Regions from separate parts of the Homo sapiens genome. Here region 2 is linked to region 1. The links are chromatin loops, found by intact Hi-C in ENCODE. Cell type or tissue: psoas muscle. All regions are shown on one strand. Each heading gives the region's core, and the rest is flanking DNA. Links, peaks and the distances in the headings are about the cores only. Region 1 overlaps NFIA (nuclear factor I A). Region 2 overlaps NFIA (nuclear factor I A).

Region 1 (12,309 bases), core at 1,623-9,622:
TGAAACTAATATTTAAAGCTCTGTTGTCAAATGTCTTGTATTTATGACACTTTGTTTTCTTTTGTTTTTGTTTCCCCAGGACATTTGGGCTTCCAGGACAGTTTTGTCACATCAGGTGTTTTTAGTGTCACTGAGCTAGTAAGAGTGTCACAGAGTAAGTATAATTTTGCTTTGATTTGGTACAGATTTGCCTTGGTTTGTGCTTACTTTCTGCCTAGGACTCCTAGAGACCAAAAAAAGCTTTCAGAATCTCCTTTTCATTCACCCATTGGAAGAATTTTGACACACAGTTTGTTTGACAACCAAGAATTTAAATCAGGAAAAATTAAATATTATTTTGATGTGAGGCATAAAAGAAAGACCAAAATCCTGAGGGTCTCATATATTCTGAGGCTTCCCTGATTTCTAAGAAATTCTGCATTTTAAAAGAATTTGTTTTTGACCTTTAAAAAATGCTAATGCCCTCAGTATGAGTGACACAGTCTGGGATGATCATTACCAGTTTGTCAATAATCACTAACAGTGAATGAAGAGTACCTGTCACCATCTTGCTCCATTGATCAAAGGCCCATTCAATTGATTGTAGTTTTGTTATGACATAATCTAGCATGCACGCACACACACACACACACACATACACACACACACACACACACACATACACAGTTGCCTTCCCTTAGGAATCTGTTTTTTCTTATTTAAAAGCACAAATACAATGATTATGATGTTCCAGGTCCCAGTAAGAAGAAGGAAAAATAAATACCAAATATTAAAATTTTATTTTGTTTTACTCCTCCAACTACTTCAAAATACCACTTGTAGGTAAAATTTACATGGTTAAAATTGGTTTTGAGCAGCATCAGCCCTTTGTGGAATGAGCTGGAGTAAAAAGAAACATTTTCATTTCAGGTTCATACCCCCCATTCACTGTGTTACAGGCTTGCAAGATTGACTGAGTAAGCCAGTCCATCTCAGGGCATGACGTCAGGTCAAACAAGTCAAGCCATCCTGGTCCCAAAATCCTGGATTTTGTCTGTTCTTATTTTAGCCACTCATAGGCTAGGAGAGTCTTGAGAGCACAGAATGTGATACACAGTGTGGGAACAGGGGAGAATCTAATGACTACTGTTCATTTACTGTCTGCCAGGCACTGTCGTAGGCCTTAGTGTAAGGTACATAAGTTAATCCTTGCAATAAGCTTTTCAGACAAGAAATTACCCCATTTTTAAAGATGAGTTAAATTGAGGGTCTATATAAGTTATTTATCCAAAGTCAAACAGTGAGGCCAGGCACGGTGGCTCACGCTTGTAATCCCAGCACTTTGAGAGGCCGAGGCAGGTGGATCACTTGAGGTCAGGAGTTTGAGACCAGCCTGGCCAACATGGTGAAACCCCGTCTCGACTAAAAATACAAAAAGATTAGCTGGGCATGGTGGTGCACGCCTATGGCCCCAGCTACTCAGGAGGCTGAGGCAGGACAATTGCTCGAACCCGGAGGGTGGAGGTTGCAGTGAGCTGAGATCACACTACCACACTCCAGCCTGGGCGACAGAGTGAGACTCCATCTCAAAAAACAAACCAACAAAAAATTCAAATAGCGGATAAATCGTTAAGCTAAGTCTCTATAATGCCAGTATCCGTACTCTTAGACTGGCCCAAAGGAACTTGAAGAGATCTATAGCATGAGACTAGACAGGGAAACAGTGGGAAGGTAACTGTCGGGGTTAGAATTGTGGGAGTCAAGGACTCCCAGGTTGATGCTGAGGTATTCCAGTGTAGAAGAGTTGGAACCCTAAGAAATGAGACATTAGGAGCAGCAGGTCATAACTTGGAAGAGAGAGGTTGCTGCCATGGTATTGAAGCGTACTTAAAGTACCAACCGGTTAAGTAGACACTACATTGCCTTGTTAAGCTGGAGAGGATATGCTCCCCTAGTTATAGCACAGCTGATTAGGCAGTTATTTGCCATAGACAAATAACAGTGCATCTGTATATATCTTTTTTTTTTAACTTCTTAGGACTTTTGAACACAATAAATATCTCACATTTTCTTGTAATTTTAATAATAACCGTAATATGGGGAGTATTTGTGTGTGTGTATATATGTGTGTGTGTGTGTGTGTGTATATATATATATATATATATATATATATATATATATATATATATATATATATATATGTATCAGACCATACCAGTCATAGTAGCATTATAGGAAAATACATTCATTGAGCCCTCACTGGGATCTAAAACATAGCCTTAAAGAGTGAAATGAAAATCCTTTTAAGCGTAAGATTGGAGCACTAGCCATTTTATTCTGCCCTGGATGCTGCAATTCTTACATTTAGTCCTCATTACCATCAGCCTTCCCAGGCCTGGGGGTTGTATGAGAAGGCCCACACAGTACAGAATCACCCCCAGCCTCTCCTCCTCCTTCCACTCCCTGTCTTTCCTTTTAAGGTCTTATATCCCAAAGCTTATCAGTTCCAAGTTTGAGTAGAACTCTGGTCAGTCTAAGATAGCTTGGCTGCCAAATGAATTCTAAACCTGCCTTCAAGACTGCCAGAGATTATGGCTGAACAGGGATTGAGTTTGCAGAGGGACCTGGACTTGTTTCCTGTCCCTGCTTAGGGGGTTGCTTAGCCAGTGCCTGGCATCATGAACATCCTTTGGCTCTCAAATGCTTTTTGATTCTGCACACTGCTGTGTAATCGCTCTGGGACTCACTCACACATGGCCTCGTGCTGACGGAAACTGTTTGGCAAGAGTGGGTCTGGGCTGTGTCAGCTCGATCATGGCTTCAGGCCAAACTAGTCGACTGTAGTCAGGAGACCCCTTTTTCTTAGAGATAATCTAGGTTTGTCGGGGTATATTTCACAAGATTACCTTGGCTGCCTGGGTAAGGATCCCCAGCTCAGGTTTCGTCACCTACGCACCCTCCTGAAAGGCTTAACACTCAAGCCGCATGCTGGAGTTGAAATCCCTCAGCATTGCCTTGCAAGGCTGCCCTCTTCCTTGTTCCCCCATGTGGGAAAAGAGAAGCAACCGTTTCAGAACTATGGTGGATGCTTTTTGCAGATGAGTGGACCTGGGGTGCATTCTGTATCCTCGAATAGAAATAAGCTAACTGGCCAGGCGCGGTGGCTCATGCCTGTAATCCCAGCACTTTGGGAGGCCAAGGCGGGTGGATCACCTGAGGTTGGGAGTTCGAGACCAGCCTGGCCAACATGGAGAAACCCCATCTCTACTAAAAATACAAAATTAGCCAGGTGTGGTGTCGGGCGCCTGTAATCCCACCTACTCGGGAGGCTGAGGCAGGAGAATCGCTTGAACCCGGGAGACGGAGGTTGCAGTGAGCTGAGATCATGCCATTGCACTCCAGGCTGGGTGACAAGGGCGAGACTCCATCTCAAAAAAAAAAAGAAATAAGCTAACTGGCACAAAAGGTGATTAAACACATGATGTTAGCCCTGTTAGGAGTGTGATGTCATATAATATGAAAAATTAGAGTAGCTAGCATTTATCAAGCATATACCATGTACCAGGCATTGTGCTGGGTACTTTGTAAGCATTATCTCATTCAATCCTCCCATGGTTGGTGTTACTGTCCCTTTTTATAGATGGAGTCTGTGATGCTCCAAGAGGTTAAGCAACTTGCTCTTTTTCCTTTATTCTACTCAGCTAGCTGACTGCCTACCTTTTCATCAAAACCTCTCCTATAATTGCATTATAGAACTAAATAGAATCCAAGGATTCTGTGCTTTTATTGAATAATCAGTTCTTGTTGATTTGATACACTTTTAGCTTATTAATTTGTGCATTAAAAAAAGGTTAAAACTATTTTCATGTAAACCAAAGCAAGTAAGATACTTAATTAATTTTTTTTCCTGGATTTGTTTTTAGGTGTGAGTTTGTTTTTAATTAACAGACTTTATTCTTTTTTAGGGCAGTTTTTTAGGTTTACAGTTTTAGGTTAACAGAAAGTACAGAAGTCCCGTATACCCCTCCTCCAAAACAGTTTCCCCTATTGTTAACATCGTTTGTTAGTGTGGTACATTTGTTAAAATTCATGAGCCAGTATTGACGCATAATTAATAATTAAAGTCCACAGTTTACCTTAGGGTTCACTCTTGTACATTCTGTGGGTTTTGACAAATGCATAGTGATGGGTAGCTACTATTATGGTATCATATGGAATAGTTTTACTGCCCTAAATATCTCCTGTTCTCCACCTATTCATTACCTCCCACTCCCCACCACTGATCTTTTTACTCTCTCCATAGTTATGCCTTTCACTTAGATGTTTTTGATGGTCTCAGTGTCCTACAATCTCTGACTGTTTTGCAGATTTCTTCTTAACCTTCTGTTATCTATCCCAGCCCCATCCAGTCCCCTGCAATTATACCTAATTATGACTACTTACATGGGCTGAAAATTTCACAGTCATCATTAATGATGGCTTAGGTTGAGATTTTTCTCCCTTTCTGGATCTTTAGTATTCGATTTTTAAATTTGCTAATACAAATATTTACTTACACTAGGTTTCCAGTTAGTTTTTGTTTTTCATTTTCTTCCTTTTAAATGTAAGAGAGGAGGGAGGTGCTATTTCAGTATTTCCTCATGTGGATTCACTGAAATAACTATGTCCTAAGTGTGTTGTTTTTAATAGCGTTACTACCAAGGTGGCAATGGCAGAGAAACTCAGGAGAAAGCTGCTGGCTTAGCCTCACAAATTCAGAGGTGAGGGATGAGGCAACAAGGATGCTTGCCATTGAATTATACTGATCAGATACATGAACCTGTTGGAATCAGGGACTCCTGCTGGCCAACTGAAGCTGCAATCTTCCGTGAACTCCCCTTTCCTCCTTGCCTCCTGCCTACCACCTTTTAATTTTTTTTTTCATTATCATCTAAAGTCCACGAAAGGCAAGAATGGAAAGTTCTGCTTCCATGGCAAAGAAAATACTGTAGCATAAAAATCTATATTTGTTCTCTTGCTAGTTTTTCCCCCATGTGGTAGGACCATCTGAAAGTAGCTCAATTATTTATTGCCTTGTTCCAGGGGAGGAGGAAAATACAGACCACTAGATGCTGTGCCAGAGAGAGAGAGAGAAGTATTCTCTGCTTTGGGGAAGGGGGTTTTACAAGTGTTAACAATGTGGTTCAGAATCACTAAAGTTGTTTTAGCATAATACTATGAGGAAAGAGACAAGAACCATCTGTTGAAATGGCTCTTACATGATGCTGCATTTTCAAACAAAGCCTTCTCAAGGCATTTTTAGATTGGTCTCTTTCCCTTGAAGTTGCTACAAAGAGAGCCCACTCTACTAGCTGCTAAGTGATGCTGCTTAGATAGCTCTCTCTGTCAGCACCCACTCTTTTGTTTATTTTGCGCTAGTGTTTTCCTCAAAGTATGAGTGCTAAGGCTGTCAAATATCACTCCTGGTAGGAACCCAGAAAGTTCTCCTGAAAAATCCACTACTTCTGCCCATTTCCTTCCAAATTGCTGACTCTATTTTACTTGAAGTTGGTGGAGTGACTTCGAAACCCTAACTACTTCACTGGGAAAGAGGAAAACCGCAAATACACACAGGCCATTGTGACTCTGGCCTGGTGGGCTCTAATTTTCTAGCGGCGGTTTGTACACCCAAGCCGGCTGCAAGGGTTAAGTAAACTTCGTGGCTAAGGATGACTTCATGGCCCTGGAATTTTGAAAAGCCAGGATTCTCAGTACACTGTGGCCAGCCTTAGAGTCTTTGGGTGTGAAAACCACTCTCAGTTACCCGGACTGATTTTTGGTTCCTGTTGCAGTGCTGCAGAATCTATTAAAATCCGGCAGCTGAATTGTCCTGGCTCTGCCACAAAGCTCAGCTGCCGGGTCCACTACAGGATTCCTGAGTTGTTTGTCAATGGAGAGTGGGAGTGAATGGAACCAGGCATATGCCTCAGCCTGGCATGAGGTGGCACCCTAGTGGCTGTTTTCTGCCTTAGAAATGTGCGCTCTTTCTATATTTTCACACAGGAATTGTCATTAACATCCAAATTGCAGTTCATTTCTAAAGTTCTTTTTGAAGTCTCTGGGTCCTTGTTACGTTTTCAAGTACCCATATTCAGATGCTTAGATTTTCAGGCTAGTAATTTAGTAAGAACTATTGGCAATATTCTAACCTGACATGGTGGAACTTCTAAGACAGAATGAACTCGGCTACAAGGCACAACAAGAAAACGAAACTCTTGGGTAGGAACAAGCCCAAACTTGAAAATACAAAATGTTCTTGCACAGAAGGACTAATGAGGAAATGGGTGTAGGATAAGAAATTCCAGACATCCAGTCATTTGGGGTGCCATTTAAACATTCGCAGTACTTTAGATCTTAATTAAAGTGGGATAGATTTAAAACTTTCTTTCTAAACTAGTGGCCTGTTGGTTTTCCTGTGTTAAGTAACACGATAGCTGTGATCATTGCATGGAAATTAATTTTTAAAATAGCTTATATTCTTAAGCAAGATCTTCTTTCAAAAGAAACCATTTGGGCTCGAGCATTAAAGGAAGAAACAAAAAGAATATAATAAAAAATAGATTGCAGCCCTAGCATGAACAGTTGCCGTGACCTTGCCTTTTGTTTGCCATTACACAATTCAATGGCAGTCTACTCAAACTATGTGCTCGATCAATATCCTATTAAAGCAGCACAAAAAGTCTCCATAAACTTAGTGGTTAGCTATGTTTATAAATGGAACTCGGCATAATTGGATGGTCAATAGCAGGCTCTACTAGTAATTTTAAAATGAACGTCACACATTTTATATCTGTAGAAGTCAATGGCACCTCTTCTAGAGTGAAGGTAGAGTGTGGAGCAGACAAAAGAGTGGGTGGCCCTTTAAAAAAATCATAATGTCTATTTCCAAATGTAGTTTTTAAAGAAAATCTAAGTTATGGAAGAGAAAATTCTGATTGGCCCCTATATATTTTTATTTTGCCTATCTGAACCACCTTCTTCTGAATATATTATGACTTTGCAAATGTTACATTTTCTAGTTTTAATCAACCCCTCATAGAGAGGTAAAATAATAAATATTGCCATACTCGTAGGAAGAAAAATAACAGTCTGGCTGGCTTAATTCAGCCAGCTTCCTCTACTATAATTCAATAAATTTTCAAAATAAATATTGAAATTGAATTAGTTCAGGAGGATGTTTTGTTGTATGATTTTTTCCTTTTAATTTTCTTGACATGTTTGGGGTGAATATTTGGGTAGTAAAGCTGGCAGCAAGTGCAATGGACTGGTAGTAATAGAAATTGTCGTCAAACTACGCTTTCTTCTGAATCCTAGCTCACAGTATGGGTGGCCAAGCTTGATTTTTTTCCTATCCTACCCTCCTCACCTAATGAAGCCATGTAAGGTGAGAGTATCCCCACCCTTAGACTGACTCTGTCCTCAGCCGACTCAGCCCTATGAATTAAAAGGTGCATATACCTTGTGTTCGATATGTGCCCTGGCTGTTGTCATGGACCACTGAGCTGTTGAAATTAGAACTATGGCAGGAATACGCTTATGACATTAGTGTATCCTTCAGTCACTGCTCTGCATGAAGGTCTAGTCCTTTCTCTTACATGCATACTCCTACAATCTTCCTGGTTAGAGCTGGCAGTGAGAGTTCTCATGGCAGAATTTGGGGCCGTTTTGATCTCTGTTCTCAGCTGAAGCTTCTGATAAATTTACCAGACTATGAATACTCTTATTATAAAGATTTGAACTGGGGAGAAACACAACATACCCCTTGATGTACATACTAATGTGTTGTCATGGTCTCTATTCGTATGTTCATCTATTTCTAGGTCATTCATCAGTTATGCTTTCTATGTGTCAAGTATAAAACCTATATTCAAGATGGCAGCATGATATTGTAAAACAGTACAGGATATAGAGTTGGGGAATTGAGCTTTGCAACTTATCAACTCTATAGCTTTGGGCAATATTTAACCCCTCTTGGCTGTGTTTTCTTCTAGGTTACAATCATTTATTCATTGAGCAAATGTTTATGAAGTCCTAACTGTGTGCTGAGTCTAAGTCCAAGTACTGGAAATAGGAATACCTCTCAGGAGTGTAATGAGGGTTAAGTGACAGATAGTCTAGTGTCTGCCACATAGTAGATGCTCAACAATGATAACCACCACGATTATTGAACAGAGCCTCAGCCCCTGATCGTTCTTCACTGTGTGCTCAGAGCCAATCTTGGAGCTGACCACTATCAGTAAATTTATTGAAAATGCATGTGTGTGTGCGTGTATAAATTAAGAAGGGCCAATTTTAGAATTCATGTTCTAACAACCAATTATTAGAAGAGCCACTCTAGTGACCCTTACGGAGTTAGTAATTCCAATAGAGTAAGAGCATGCCAATAGTAGACCTCATTCCTCTGTTTTGAGCATTGTTTTTCCTCAAATTTTCAGAAGATTCTTTTTCCTCAAATTTTCAGCCAGAGCCTGTGTTTCTGCATTATTCTAGAAATTGTTCTCCTAGGATATCTCGTGGATAGCAGAATGTTTTAAAATTCTCAATCTAACACTGACACATTAACAACTTTTTAAGTGGCAAACCACACCTGGGTCATCTGTACCGGCATTCTTTTTTTTTTTTTTTTTTTTTGAGATGGAGTCTCGCTCTGTCACCCAGGCTGGAGTGCAGTGGCGTGATCTCGGCTCACTGCAAGCTCCACCTTCCGGGTTCACACCATTCTCCTGCCTCCGCCTGCCGAGTAGCCGGGACTACAGGTGTCCACCACCGCGCCCGGCTAATTTTTTGTATTTTTAGTAGAGACGGGGTTTCACCGTGGTCTCGATCTCCTGACCTCGTGATCCGCCCGCCTCCACCTCCCGAAGTGCTGGGATTACAGGTGTGAGCCACTGCACCTGGCCCATGTACCAGCATTCTTAAAAGTAGTACTTAGTTTTACAGTATTTTAAAATTTTGCTTTCACTCATATTATGAGCAAAAATTCCCTATGAATGGCAGAAGCATGCTACAGGTCATTACTGACAATGTGGTTTGTTTGGGTTTTCTTGAGACAGAGTCTCACTCTGTTGTCCAGGCTGGAGTGTGGTGATACAATCATGGCTCCCTGTAACTCCACCTCCCAGGCCCCAGGGATCCTCCCACCTCAGCCTTCCCAGTAGCCGGGACCACAGGCACGCGTTGCCACATCCAACTAATGTTTGCATTTTTTGCAGAAGTAGGGTTTTGTCATGTTGCCCAGGCTCGTCTCGAACTCCTGGGCTCAAGAGATCTGCCTGCCTTGGCCTCCCAAAGTGCCTGGATTACAGGCGTGAGCCAGTGTGCCCAGCTAATAATGTGCTTTTTAATAAACCTTTATTTATGCACTCATAAGCCTCAACTTTTTAATGGTGGATATTCATATCCAGTAGTAACACTGAAAAACTAGAAGGGGTTTTTGTGACCTCCAAAGCTTGAGAGAAATCCTATATTACCCTGCAGTAGGGCCACAAATATTATTGAGATTTGGCTGGAGTACATTATCATAGCTAACTCTTGCCGAGTAGAAGGGCTGTTGGTAGTGACCATCTTAGCATGTCTAGAATGGGGCCGGTGGAGTCCACATTCAGCAAAACCACACATAGGTCAAATACTGGAACTGAACTAATCCAGTGTGTGGTTAATATGAGTACATGTTAATACCCAGGATTTTTCACTAGGTGGAGGAGAAAAAAAATGAAAGTTATTGGTGGAAATATTGAAAACTATTTTTTTTTTTTGTAAACAGCTGAATTAGTCAGTTGTTGGGATGGGACTCTGTTGATACGGTTTGGTTTCCTAATAGCTAATGGTCAAGTAGTCCCAGTGCACTATTGGTTGTGGGGCTTATGTTTAGCTTAGCCCTTCCCTGGTTTATAGATCACTGTGGCAAAAAGACCTCTTAGGCCATCAAATCCCATCCCTGTCAGAGAAGACTTAATCCCATGACTGAGGCTGTATCAGATACTAAGCAGGTACCACATTTGACCTCAACCAAAAGCTAAGACATGATGATACTCTAAAATGCAGAAAATCAATTTCAGCCCCCAAAGCAGAAGGCACTAATGCAGATCAGTCAGCATTGCTAACCCCTCTGTGGACTGCTCTGTTAGACCAAGTGGCAGGGCCCTTCATCCAATGGAACTCTTGCTGACGCTTATAAAGTTTAAGACCTGCAAAAGCAGAGAGGCGAGAAGGAGAATGATGAGATAGAAGTTTTGCCACATAAGTGTAGGCGATAATTATTCTTCTATTTAAACGTGTTGAATATATCTCCTTCATAACTGATGACAAAGGAAAGACAGCAACACTAGAAATGTGAATTTCACTCCTGTTTCTTTGAACAGATATCTAGGAAATATCTACATTCAAGCCCTTCTTCTGTCACTTACTTAGTTGCATGATCTTGACCATGTTACTTAACTCTCAGCGTAGTTTCTCATTTCTAAATGAGAATAATATAAATACATATTCCATAGGGATAATGCAAAGATTAAATGAGATAATTCAGGTAAAATACCTAGCACATTGCCTGGCATGTAATAAATGCTCAATAAATATTAGCTCTTAGCTATTTTTCATTAACAAGCTCGTGTAATTTTAGTTCAACTCAGTAAACATTTGGTGCATATGTAATATATGAAGCACCCTGCACTGTGTACTGAGGAGAATACAAAAATAAGTAGGAGACAGCCTTTTCCTCTACAGGGTATATATTTAAGTTTCTTGAGATCTAAGACTGAGCTTATTTTATGGCAATAAAAAGCCTGAATACACTTAATTTACAAATTAAACTCACAGTAATTATCTGTCAAAGATAAAGTATCTTCCTGATTCGGAGTGGGGTGGGAAAATGTATCGGTTAATTTTTCCTATTTTAATGAAACAGAAACATTTTTTGAAAAATAAAAATTCCTCTCTTCACCTCCCTTTTCTCCTTCCGCCACCATGTATATATTCCTTAACATGTGTTCACAAGACAGGGATGTGTGAAAATAGGGCTCTGTCTGTGTTAGCGGATGCCTTTCATGGGGTTAAAAAATATTCTACTGGCTTTTGTCACCTAATAGTACATTTCGTAAAAAGCATTGCTTAAATCTTTTAATAGCAGGCAAGTTCATTTTCACATAGAGGGAAATCCTTGTTTTAGTTCATTGCCTTTTTTTAATGTTCCTGTTTGGAAAACCATACTCTTAGCCTGCATTTGGTCAGACCTTTTAGAAAGGAAAAGTAGAAAACAGGAGATCAGCACAGGGTTTACAGACCAGAAATCTGCTTGGCAAAGGAGTTGCTGAAGACTGTGGCGTAGAAGCTGCAGAGAAAGTACCTTTATGATTGATTTCCATTCAAGTCAGACTGACTGCAGTGTGGTCATTTTTCTAACCCATAACTGCTCACACTGCAGCAGTCTGCTATCTGCAGGGTGTCTGAATTATAGCAGTCTATGTTCGTGTTACCTCTTATACAAATTACTTACACTGGTTTCTTTTTCCATGCAAATTCATCAGTTTTACAGCCTCTCACAGCCACAGTCAGGAAACTCTGGCAGAGAGCACAAATTGATAAAATGAGTTAATTTTTACTATACTTATTTTTTTTCTTTCTAAAAGCCCTTTCTCATAGGCAGTGTTCAGGAAGCATATTACGGTAAAAGGGAGATAACAAAGGAGTTGAATTTTCTTGCCATAAATTACTTTCCAAGTTAATTCCCTTTAACGATGATTCCAGATTTGCTTGAGTTTTCATAGCATTGTGCGTTTTACAACTGTGCCTTTGATAGAAAGAAGAACAAGTATTTTCCCATGTTCAGTCCCTTTGTGCCAGTGACATGAACTTTCTTACAAGATCTTTGCCACTGGAATGCAAAACAACACTAAATTGTGCTGGGTCCATAGAACTCTGTGCTGCTATTGGACTTTTCCCCTCCCCCGGTCTTCAAATACAAGTTCCCAAAGTCTCACTGAGTGTTTTAGATCATGTAATCAGAAGAAAAATATCTCTCCATTTTTTCATATTTGTAAGTTGGAAATTGAGTTGGGTTACTTATTGCCATTCTTTCATATTCCTCGGTGGCCATACAGATTTGAAGAAGGGACAATAATGGTCAGTCTCTGAAATGTAAGCCCCACAAGGGCAGGGGTTTTCTATATCTTGTCCACTGATGTTTCTCAAGCATCTGGAATGATGCCTGGCTCACTAAAAGTGCTCCATAAATATTGTTGAATTCCATTGAATACAGCCTCTCTGAGGATATGTACTATTAACCATAGGCTGGAC
Region 2 (12,309 bases), core at 2,402-10,401, 96 kb before region 1:
CAGATCAGTGGGGAATGATATGTTATTTACATGGTTCTGAACTTCACTTCCCTCCTCTTATCCCTACTTTGGGGCTGATCTTATGTTCTACTGCTGATTCAGAACACGTTAAAAACAGCCTGAAATGGGCAATTCATCTGCATCCAATTCAAGGTATACTTATTGTTTTGGAGAAAAGTCCATCTTAAAAAAAAAAAAAAGGTGGAAAGAGAGGGCAGAGAGAAGCCAATTTCTCTAGGTCAGTATCAACATGGGAACAGCCATCCTATTTAGAGCTGACAAACCCAGTAGCCATCTGAGAGAGTTCTTTAGCTAAATAGGTGTGAAGCAGGGGCTGTATCTTGAGGGTACTTGTAGTTAGGGTCCCCAAACATATGGCACAAGCTATCTTTGAACAAAATAACAGACGGCAGTGTTTGCTCTGTGCTTTTAAGGCAGGTGTTTTATATAATTTTTACGTTATTTATTTGATATGATTTCTCACCAATGTACTTCATCACATCTAAACCCCAAATCATGACCCTTACCTACAAAAATACTACACAGAGAAAGAGAAAATGCCGAAGTTGTAGGGCTAACAAACACCTTCCAAGCCACACTTTGGCCTAATAGTATTACTTGGATATGTTTTTAACAGGTACTAAACAGGATTTTTTTTTTTTCAAGAAAGGACTTCTTTCTTGTTTGTGATCATTTTGTTATTTTTGCAACTTCTTTCTTTTCCTTATTGTCTAAAATGGCTCAGTGTATTCATCAGTGGTATTAACGTGTGAAGGACATAACCAAGGACTTAGTCCATAGGCAGATATGGTCCATTTCTCTAATCATTTCCTGCCCAAAGAGCTATGGCAATCACTCTTTTGCTTGTCACCAGTGAGAATATCTTAAGAAAATTAAATTTTCTAAGAAGAAAACAGAACAACCTCTTTGAAGCCATAGCCAATGACTCTTTCATACTTTTATTCCAGAGGCTGAGGTGTTTCATAATTGTTGAATGAATTAATTAATACATATCTAGAACCCTTCTTCTCAAGTCCAGTCTAATATAAGCTCCTGAAGGGTGGGGACTTTTTGTCTCTTGTTCACTGCTCTATTCCTAGCACCTTGATCACTGCATGGCACATAGGAGATGTGCCTCACCTCTCCACCACCATGTTGAATGAATAAATGATCAAAGCATTTCTTAACCCTAAAATAGTTGGTGATATAGTTATCTCTCATTTGCATTATTGAGAACATCAAACTTACATAGCCATGTCGCAAGTCAAAGCACTCTCCCAACTCAGAAAAATATGCACTTATTATTATTTTAATTTTGTATTTCCATAGGTTATTGGGGAATAGGTGGTGTTTGGTTACATGAGTAAGTTCTTTAGTGGTGATTTGTAATTCTGTTAAACAGAAGGTAATATGAGAAGCTCATCTTTGTTGGATGACATTAGCAACAGAAGAATTAGTTTGACAATTGACTGATAAATCTCTGGCAGAGAAAATATTGTGCTTATGTATATTAAAACTGAAATTCAGAAAACAAATAGTGTTTTCATCATTGGCAGAATAGGTAAAAGCAAGTAAACAAACAAATAAAACCCATTGTGGGTGTTCTTTAATCAACAGAATCAACAGGAGATAAGCCCTTTTGTTTCTTCATTAGTTATTCCATGCAAGTTTTTTTCCTCTCCCATCATTGTTTTCAAATATGGATTTCAAGATGCACTATTTTGTGAGTTTACTACATTCTTGTTTTCATTCTTGTGCCTGCTGTAGGACCTTGATTTACCCTTACCACTTTGCTGTGCCTCAGCTTTCCCAGATATAAAATTGGCATCACAGTACTCATCTACCTAGTAAGGGAGTGGGGAATATGAGACTTAATTAGGGAACAGCTGTAAAACCTCTTGAGATAGTTCTGTGAGTCAGAATGGAAGTGCATCATTATTAATCATTATTATTATTGTTAGTATTTTCAAATGGCTCAAAGCCGTCTCTAAATTTAATAGTAAAATGAGTGCATCTAATAATTCTTTGTATGTACATGCTCTGTGGTCATGCATTTCACAAATTAAATGGCAGAATACTTGTAGGATATGATTATAATGATCCAAGTAAATGATCCTCAACCAATTCAAGATTATGTGATTAAGACCCCAAGGAGCTAAAGCAAGCAGTTTGCTTTGTTACCTTTTAGCTTCTCGAATAACCCATTTTGTGTTAATTTATGTGAAAGGGAAGAAGTTAGCTCTTTAAAAATTAACTTAGAGTTTTCTGTGTCATTAGTTTGGAATTTGGGAGTAAGTGGGTTACTCCTTAATTTCCAAATAAATCTATCTGTAACACCTTGTCCATAATCTACATTTAAATGGTTTCGAATATGATTGGCCTAGCTTCCTAGCAGTTGTTGAGTCGAGCATAATTTATGAACTTTCAGAGTCATATGCGGTATCTTCAGACATCATCGGAAAAGAAAATTATATGTTTTAGTTTTGCAGTTGTTCCCTTGTCTCCTGTACCCTTCTGTCAAGAAACTGCATTTGTCTCTGAGGTTATGTTGCAAGTCAATGGAGAATTGCCTTCCACCGTACACTGCTTGGTTTCAGCTTGAATTATCTCAGACAGACATCCTGGCTAGCTGCAATGCAAGCTCACAGGGCTCAAGCCTGAGAAGACCTAAGTTTGGCAGCGCACTAAGTTGAGGATGAGAAAAGAAAAAAGAAATTCTGTCTTTTCTGGTGCTTTTCCCTCTTGGTTTCTCCACTAAAAATCAATAGCGTGGTCGATAGTTGGTTTTGAGTTGTCCCCTACATGCTGGAGTTTTTCTGATGTAAACCTTTGGTGTCTGGGCTTCAGACATTATAATGTGTCAGGGAAAGTTTGATAGCTGTCACAGCTCTCCTGGGTTACATTTTATTCCCACGATAGCCTTTGTAATTTGAGAAGGGAAGAATAGATCAATTTTTATACCATTTAGTTGTTGGGGGAATTTCTTTTCCATAAATTGATTTTTCTTTGAAAAATTTACAATATTTATTTTCCTTCTTCACAGCAAAAGCAAATAAAATGAAATATTTTCATTAATGAATATTTTAAAATAAAAGCAATCCCAATCTTGCTGTAAGTTGTTAAGACTCAGTTATATCCTGTTCAGGATTTCTCACGTTCCTTTTGCATAACTTGGAATGACACTTTTAATTTTAAATGTATCCATTTGGGAAAACCTGGTGTCTTTTCTTAGTAGTACTCTAGAATGGCAATATCACGAAGAATAAAGTGGCACAACAACAGCTCTAATGCTTGCGTGGTTTTAATGCAGATTTTGGTTTCTTTGAAACTAAATGATTACTTTTATGGATACCAAATAATTATGGATAATGAATAATTATTATAAGTGATGTCTGTTAAAAAGTGTTTATTTTTATTTTGAGTCTTTTCTATGAAATCTCGTTATCGGGACTATCAGATAACATTAAATCATTAATTTTCTCTTCTGAAAATATTTTTAGTTGCTTATCTATCTTTCATTCTAATATGTATTCTTCTTCAACATAATAACTCTTATTAGAATTATCCTTGAAAAACTTTGGGGTAACTTCTAGCATGTTCTATGAATATAAGGTGATAAAATTGTGTTTGTAAGGTGGCTTAAAGTTTCAAAAGATAGCTTTCTGAGTGAAATAATGTTTGTATAAAATTGTGTTGAAACAGCATCTTATAGAGGAGCAAATGCTATGTCTTTAAACACTTAATATATTATTCGAAATAATTGTCAAATATTTGAACAATAATATTTAAGAAGGAACACTAGAATTGGGTGTCTTTTCATCAGATAGTGTTAGATATCAACTATGCTGTATTAATTGAAAGGATTTGGTATAATCTCATAAAGAAACAGGCAAATTCTGGGGTTTCCTCTCTAGTGAAAATATATCATTCATGTCTTTCATTACTGTGCTATAATTATGGTAAGTGAAGCAGAACGAGATCGATAGAGCAATTTATCAATGCATTCCAAACTATTCTAGCATGGTTTACGTCATATCTCTGCAGATACTGTCATTCAATAAAGAGACATCTAATAGTATAAAGACTTCAGATGGATCCATTTCAGCATAATGTCTTTCTACGTGATGTTCTAATTTCGATCATGGTTTAACTAATTGTTTCACTCTGTATAGTATTAAGTGAAGTAAAATGTTTTCTTTGTTGAATTTCAATAGAAATTTTAAAATTCAGCTTTCAAGTGTAAAAAGCACTGCAGTAGTGGAAACATTGTTATTAATGGATGGCTTTAGCCTTCTTTTTCAGTGCCATTGTAAGTTATATCACCATTGAAACTAGAATACAAGTCAGGTATCCATCATGCCCCCAAAAGCATTAAAATTCAAATAACAAAAATAACAGTCATTATTTAATGACTGTAAATTTTTGTCTTTTAACATCACAAGATTCAAAATTCTTTAGGCTTTATCACCGTATTTATGATTTAACTATAAGAGTAGGTTCACAGGCTAGCTCATTTAGACTTTTTTTTCCACAAACCGTACACAATGGGGTCTTTTTTTTAATCGTAAATATTCCCCCCATACTGACATGATATTAAATATTGATAATATTGAAGAGAAGATACTGAAGTATACATGAAAGTGTTATTTATTTCAGTATGGACAAAAAATATTTTCAAATTACTAGATTGTAATTTTCTTTTTTCATATGTTATAAAATTATCACCCACTGTCATTTTGGTTAATTCAGTTTTCTACAAAACTATATAGGTCTGGTAATGATGCCAGAGTCACACCAGTGCAAAATTGTCATTTGTATTTCAGGTTTGTAGACATCGAGAAATATTTTCAAGGACAGAACTTATTTTTTATTGAGTTAGAAATGTTGAAACGTAAGGGAAAAGAGTGAAGTTGAATATGACCACTTTGTCAGAAAACTGTATACGTAACTCTTGATTTTGGAAAAATCAGCACCTGCAAATTTTGTCTTTTGGGGTTTGTTTTTTTTTTTTTAGTCCAGTTCATAAGATTACATGTTTTTGGTTTATAATTTCTTTACCTAAGGAGAGTTTTGTGCTGCATGACTCCTTAAGAGAGTTTCCATGAGCTCATAAAACATGAAGTGGGACAGTCTGAAATATTGTGATCGTTTTCTAGAATTATACCTGATGGAATGTGATGACAGCACCTCTCCCTTCTATTTTATATGTTGAATTTGAAAGTGCTTGGGAATGTGTTGATGTCAATCGTGGCTGTGTTTTTGGCCATCTTTCTTTCCTTATACCTTCCACTTTCCTACTAACTGGTGCCCCTCTGACATTGTTTCTTAAGAGCTTGTCTGTTAAAGGGTTAAAGAATTAGATTTTTAAGCTGCTTTCGTGCAATGTATTTAAGTTAAGGAAATTGGGATATCATTACCTCAGTGAGGATGTTGTAAATTGTTTTGTTGGCAAGATTTATTGGGGGTTATTTTACCTGATATCACATTGTATTGTTTAATGTGGACTATTTTTAACTAGCGTTCTATTTAAACAGTGTCAGTGAATTCTGAGAGCTTGCCAAACAAATTCTCAAAATGGTTGCCAAGCTGTAAGATGGCTGCCAAGGTCTGAGCACATTGAACAGGTTCAAAATGGTGACCAACTTCTCAGAATCTGTTGGTCAGATTCCCCCACTGCCAACCCCCTCCCCCCACACAACTACCACCCAAAAAGGAAGGAAAAAAACCACAAACCCGAAGATGCAAGACTTGGCACCATCTCCTTGGCACGAGTGGCTGTAGTGTCATCCAGAGATTCAAGTAGTCACCACGTACTACTTGTTTCACATGCTTGGCAGAAGACTATTCAGGGGAATACATGAGGTGAAAAACCACTGTAAAATAACATGGTCATTTTCTTTACCTTATCTAATATGCACAAAATAATTCTTTAGAAAGGGGAAAAGCCTAGACAAGGCAATACTTTCAAAGAGCTTTCTAAATGAGATCGAAGAGCGTTAACTAAGACTTCGGGCTGTGCCTTTTTGTACTGCTTGCCTGAAGTGGCACAAACTTTATATACAACAGGTTTAAGATTTATTTTAGTTTTGCATTTGTTTACTTAAGTTTATAGCAATTGCTTTCTGGCAGTTGTGGTACTTAGCAGATTGAAATAAAATCATAAGGGTGAATTAAAACATACTGCTGTTAGTGCTGATTAGAATTTTAGCTTAGTGTAAATACCGGATGCAGGGTCCAACTTTTCAGACACTTGGCATGAGCTCAATAGGGATCTCCAGGCTACACAGGAGACAGTGTGTGTGCTTGGATGCTTTTAAAATTCTTGGATAGGTGGAGCATACTACTTCTGCTGGCATGTTGGTTCATTGTGCTGGCTGCATAATGTGCTTGGATTCCAAGGTAGATAGAAGAAGCTGAGGAAATGGTAATAAGGGAAGATAGTTTGAACTTAAAAAACAAAGCCTGGAAAAAAGAATTTTATTTGAACCCTCTGCAGTTTGTACTCTGTGATATGGTTAATTATATAAATAACCAGTACTAAACTAAGTTGAAAATGGCAGGATTTGTGGTAGTTTGAAGAATGACCTAGAAGTGAATTTGTTTCCACAAGTTGTTGAAATTTTTCTGTGTGATCCTTTAAAAAATAGACAGATAAATTAACTTCTCCAGGCAGTTAGTTTAGTCAGTGAATTCCTTAAATAGATCTTCTGTTTAATATCAGCAATGGACTAGGTTTTATATTCTGATTGAGACCTGCATTCCTAAAGATAGTTTTTAGGTGATAAAACATTTTATTTAATGCTTAAGTAGCTGTTAAAAAAGGCTGGTTGTCATGAAGGTACTGGCGTTTTGTTTTTATCTCAATTGGTAGTGGAATCAGCTAGGGATAATACTATAGAGCGATATAGTTTATATAGCTTGAGTTTTGAAAAATCTATAGCTTTAGGATTTGTTCAGTCATGGAGCCCTTAGGTGGTGTGTACATTTTGTATATTCTCTATCACAAGGGGTAGTCAAGAAATGTGACTTTTCGGTCCTTTTTTTAATGATTTTCTCCTGCCATTTAGGCAACAATGTTAGTAGCCATCAAAGCTTCTCGTATGTTTATTTCTAGTCTTTTCTCACCTAGTAAGCAATTGTCAACCAAGGCCCAATCATTCAATAGGTAAAACCAAATGTTATTGACAGAGCTGAAATCTGAACTCTGTATCCTTCAGCGTAGAAGATCAATGTTCATTAAGATGCTTCAGTTCTGGAAATTTCAACATAAAGCTATGGAGGCATTTAGAGGTTAGCAGGGCAAATGTGTGATATGCAAGGTGTGTAGCAGATCCCTTCTTACATATTTCCAGAGTATATTTGTAATGTTACATGTTACAAATGTAAAATAGTTTAATTAAAAGTCTTTCTTGCCAATTCTTACATATTGTACTGTAAGTTAGTGACAAGGAACTCAAATAAAACCTTTCTTTTTAAATTAGAAAACCAAGAGTCCACACCTCATTACAGTAAATCATAGTGCATTTTAAATCTTCAGATTAAGAATGTGTAATACTGATTATTACTTGTCAATTTTGTTGTTTTTTTTCTATTACATATTCATTGATGATTTATTCAGATGACTAACGTTGTTGTAGCTGAGGCAAAAATTAAATCATTTTAAAATATGTCATTTTTACTTATTCGTAACAAGTTATGAGTATGTAAGCAAGTAGAATTTTTTCAAATTGCCTGAAGCATGACAAAATTCTAGATTTATAGTATAAAATGCCAATCAGGCAGTGTTTACGTAGGTAGAATAAGGCATATTTTTGCAAATTCCCACATCACCATTCTTGCTTATATGAAAAAGCATAGTACTTTTTAGTATTTTGAGAGAAACTTTATTCATTTTGCTGTTGTAGACACAGTCCGTGTTTTAAATTAGTGAACTGCAGAAATCTTTTCTTTAGGAAATTTTTTCTATTAGTCCTTCCAAAGTGAGTATTTTACTTTAAAAGAGTTGTTTGTGTTTTAAATTTATGTGGTGGTATATTTAGCATTTTACCCTTTTCTACGTAGCATACACGTGTAATTAGTACATGGGGTGTATGTGTATGCTGGTGTCTACCCAAGTATGTATTGAAATATAAAATTTACTTTCTATATAGTAGCTTTCTGCATAGGGCAACCCAAACAGCTGTTATTCCTTTTTATAGCTTCTTTAATCTATGTGCCAACAAGTCAGTTTACAAAATCTGTTTTGTTGATGACTGCTGCGATAATAATTGTGGTGTTTTGTGGCTTGGCAAAAGGCTGGGGTCTCCTCTGAGGACTCTTGCCAAAGGCTTTGAAGGGGTTGAGGTGGATTCACTGCCAAAATGAGTCACCACTCTCTATTTTATTTAGTGTCCTTCTGCCAAGGCCTTAGACACTGTCTGTTTTCATTCTTTTGTAGGCTTTCCTCCCCACATTGTGGTTTTCTTCACAGCCAGAGGCCTGGGTCTGCCAGGATAGGTGAGAGAGGCTGTGTGTAGGGAAACTGAAGGGCTAGGGGTTTAGCTGTTGTATACCTTGAATGTATATGTGAGTTAAATTATATGGTTATAAGTTACAAATGATGGACTTAAATAATCTAGTACCTTGTGGTCACCTGGGTTTGGGTCAGACATTCTCAGAAGAGTATTATTTACTTTTAAGTAGGATTCAAATAATGTGACAGTGTTTTCATAATTGGTATTGATTATTTAAAAACCCTAGATTATTTGTGAGTTCTGGCTAGAGGCCTAAATCTTGAATTTTTCCTCAAACAAAAGAGTATCATCCTCCTCCTTTTAAATGGCATAATAATTTACTTCACATAAATGCGTTTTCTACGTACACACCTAATAGACTTCAGGGAATTATGCTAAAATTTTATTTCTACCTGTCTAGATTTAAATTGTCAACCATTAAGTAGACTGAGCAATATGAATTGCTGGTCTGTTCCCTGAGATATATTTGAGATTTAAACATTTTTTTCTTCATTAAATACTTTCAGTAGATTGAAATAAATGGAACTAAATGTCCTCTTGCTAGGTTTGTCCAACTCAAACATGTATTATGTATAGAAAAATGGCTGGGATGAATTTGAGTCTTCAAAATATAAGCAGAAATGGCATTTCATGCATTAGTATGAGGAGGACATACTTGGGTTTTTGCTAACTTTCAACCTATAAAATTTAGATGGGTTTTTCTTAACTAAAAGCTATGACACCATCCTGAAATCTTGTAGATTATGTATGCAGAATTAAATTGAGGGGCATGGTTTTTGTTTTGTAAGTATTCATTCATTGTGTTAACTCTTTAAACATCGTATACACAGGAAAACTTCATTATAACATCCCCTGAAAACATTTCCATAAATATAAAGTAAATTTTCAAAGTTCAAAGTCCTAACTATAGGCAACAAAATGTTTTCCATATATTATGGTCGAAGCTTTTGTTCTTCAGGGGAAAAAATGTTATAAAAATGATTTTAACACTTTGTTCACAAAATAAATTCTATTAATAATTGATTATTATTTTTCATAAATCTTTCAGTTAGAAAACATAATTACGTAGGTAAAGAGTGAGATAATATTAGGATAAATACTGATCTCATTATATTCTACAAAGGTCAGTGGTTAGTATCCACTAAGTTAATATATGAAAGTCCTTTGTAAACTGTTAAATATATAGATATCAAGACATTTAGGTTTTTATTTTTGTTTTTTTTAAAACTTTGGATTATCACATTCTCCTCTCTGTGTATCTACTTCATGGTTTTCATTTAAAATAGCAAAAATAAGAAAATAGAAACAGTTACTAAAAACTTGTAGTCATTCTGTGATATAAATTCATTTGGAATTTAAATACTTAGAGCTCACGGCAAGAGTCCAAGACAGAAATTCTTTTGGATGATCTATAAACCACTCAATCCCTGGTTAATGCTCAAACCATGTGAAAAGTTCCAGGTGAAATTCACTATGAGCCTTGTCTGAACCCCATAAACTGAGGGAAGTCCTATAAACCCTATATGAACCCCAAAGAATCAAAATAACTAAATCCGGCACATAATTAAAAACCACTATTTTCTAGTGGCTGCTTTATGTGTCCACAGTTTGAAGACAAGCTTTGCATATGGAAGTGAACTATTTTATTTCGAAGATATGAATCATAAGCTACTTAGTATTTAAATATAGTTATCCTGTTGTGAAGATCTAATAATAATGCTGTTTAAAAAGAGGAACTGGAACTCCTTTACAAGTATTACCATTTCCAGGATCTCTCGGAAAGTTGCCAAGACATAAATATAGTTGTAGTAATGATTGTTGTTTTAGGAGTGGAATTAACAGTAGATATGTTCATCAACGTTATTTTGAAAAAGTAACGTTATCTTGGATTTGTACTAACCTTTATGCCGTATACTTAAAATGCAACTCTTGATAATCATTTACTATGACAGTGTGGGTTGATAGAAGCTAGGTATTATGGTTCTCTTTAGGCAGAAAGAGAAACAGAACCCCTGCATGACTTCAGATGCAGTATATTAATCTTTTGGGGGCATCAGTTTCCTCTTCTGAAAAATGAAGGGATTAGACTAAAACAATGTCTCAGATTCCTTCCAACTCTTAAAAAAAAAATCTGGAAGCAACTATCTTTGCGTTATTGTCCATAATATCCCCTTCAAAGGTGGGATGACTGATTTATGGAGGACACATTGTAAATCACTAGGCTAATATCTCTTATTAATTATTGCAATCAGAAGTATAATCATTGTTAACGTGTACCGAGTACTTACTCCTAGACATCACCTGCTGGGCTCCTGATGTGAAATTGGCTCACTGGTTCGTCTGTAGTTCTTTATTAGTAGCCTTAGTATCTTAGCATATTAGTGATTTTATTAAGTTGACTAAGCATTGTATGACTTTTTACAGGCCAGTGTCTTGGATGCTCAAGAATCCTGAACTCATTCCCTTTACCTGTAAATGTTGACCGTGAACCAAAATGAGCTCTGTCAGTCTCTTAACCATTTTACTTTTTTGACCGTTTGTCTCATGATAAGTTTTGTAAGCATTAAGTAATTTTCATACATCATCTGTTTTTGCATTCATTCTTCCAGCCATCTGCCATGTACTTGGCTTTTGGGCACTGGGAAGAGCTAGATGGGGTAGAAATGCATCTTCTCTTAAAAGGAGCTTACAACTCCCAAAGTTACAACTCTATCACAAAAAGAGTGTCAAGACACAACCCAAGTTCATCACCTGAATGCCATTGATAAGGATTTCCAGATGGACAAAACATTAAGCTGACACCAAGTGAAACGTGTACTTCACAGACTTTCATGTTTCATTTCGTGATATGCAGTGGCACTCTGAAGAACTGGGCTTTCAGAATGTATGTGTTTGGTCCGGTTCTTCGTATAGGGAGCAGTATCTTTGGAACAGTCACAGCATACACCACACCACACTAGGTTCTATCTGTGGCAGGGTCAGCTCATTAAAGCTACTTTCTGGGTCCTCGTTAATGTCATGCAGGCCTTGTGACAGGTGTTACAGCTCCCCACCTGGCACGGTCCATTGGGGGTGTGCTGTAATTGCTCTTGATGCCACACTTAATGGGTGGGGGAAGAAAGTAGCATTATGTGTGAGGGGAGGTGAGAGGGATGCCCTCGGGCCGTTGCTGACATCTGGTCACCACTCCTGTTTTGCTGGCTTGTCTGTTTGGTGCCTACAAATATTGGGCCTTTGAGTTGAGTTTGCTGCCACCATTGGGTTCCTTGCAGCCATCATTATTTCACAGCTGGGCCATGGTTTTAACTTGGAAAAAGGGCATTCATCTCAGGGCCAGAAATGGTCTACTGCCAACATGATCCTGAGAACTTTCTTAGTTTAATAAATGAGAGAATAAGTATTCTCATGAGCTCCTGTATCAAGTGTTTCCTGGTTTTGAGCTTTTTTGTTTTTTGGTGAGAATGTTATCTTTCATTGTTATTTCTGAACCCTTAAAGGACTAAATTTCCTTTTCAAGAGTTTCAAGTAGTTCTTGTACATGTGTGCGGTGATAAGCAAACATTAGTCTGAGAAAGTTCTGAAAAATCTAATTGAGCCAGCATTTACCAAGCCCTTCTATGTCAGCTACTGAACTAGGTGCAGGGAAAAAAATAAAGGTCCTCAACTAGCTCACCCTCAACTAGCTGTCCCTCCAGCTAGAGAACCAAACCTCTGCATAATTAACCATAATAATGGGCAGATAGATTCAAGGGAGAATGCAGTAAAATATGTAATATCATGAGTGCAGTTTTTATCT

What was found. Hi-C counts contacts between places; a loop is a spot of excess contacts. Peaks named below come from ENCODE experiments on the same cell type or tissue, not always from the same donor. Only the 100,000 strongest peaks of a DNase experiment are listed, where the experiment ranks them.
Region 2: a loop joins it to region 1, with 4 times the contacts of the local background. A loop is called at or near these places in 12 of 110 quality-filtered maps.

The regions. Positions count from the first base shown.
Region 1 is chr1:61,332,433-61,344,741 of GRCh38, forward strand. NFIA (nuclear factor I A) reads left to right here. Exons shown (of 11, transcript NM_001134673.4): 4 at 80-154. Among named protein-coding and RNA genes, the nearest start is that of NFIA-AS1, 85 kb to the left of the region's middle. RefSeq lists a silencer at 11,312-11,512. In psoas muscle, for the core only: CTCF peaks have their summits at 4,842 (motif pointing left) and 5,973; DNase peaks (open chromatin) are centred at 2,759 and 5,899; H3K4me3 peaks cover 2,059 bases; H3K27ac peaks cover 5,295 bases.
Region 2 is chr1:61,235,972-61,248,280 of GRCh38, forward strand. The region is part of intron 2 of NFIA (nuclear factor I A); the gene reads left to right. Among named protein-coding and RNA genes, the nearest start is that of NFIA-AS1, 11 kb to the right of the region's middle. RefSeq lists a silencer at 11,413-11,621. In psoas muscle, for the core only: no CTCF peak of the experiment used is centred there; a DNase peak (open chromatin) is centred at 5,730; H3K4me3 peaks cover 2,618 bases; H3K27ac peaks cover 6,751 bases.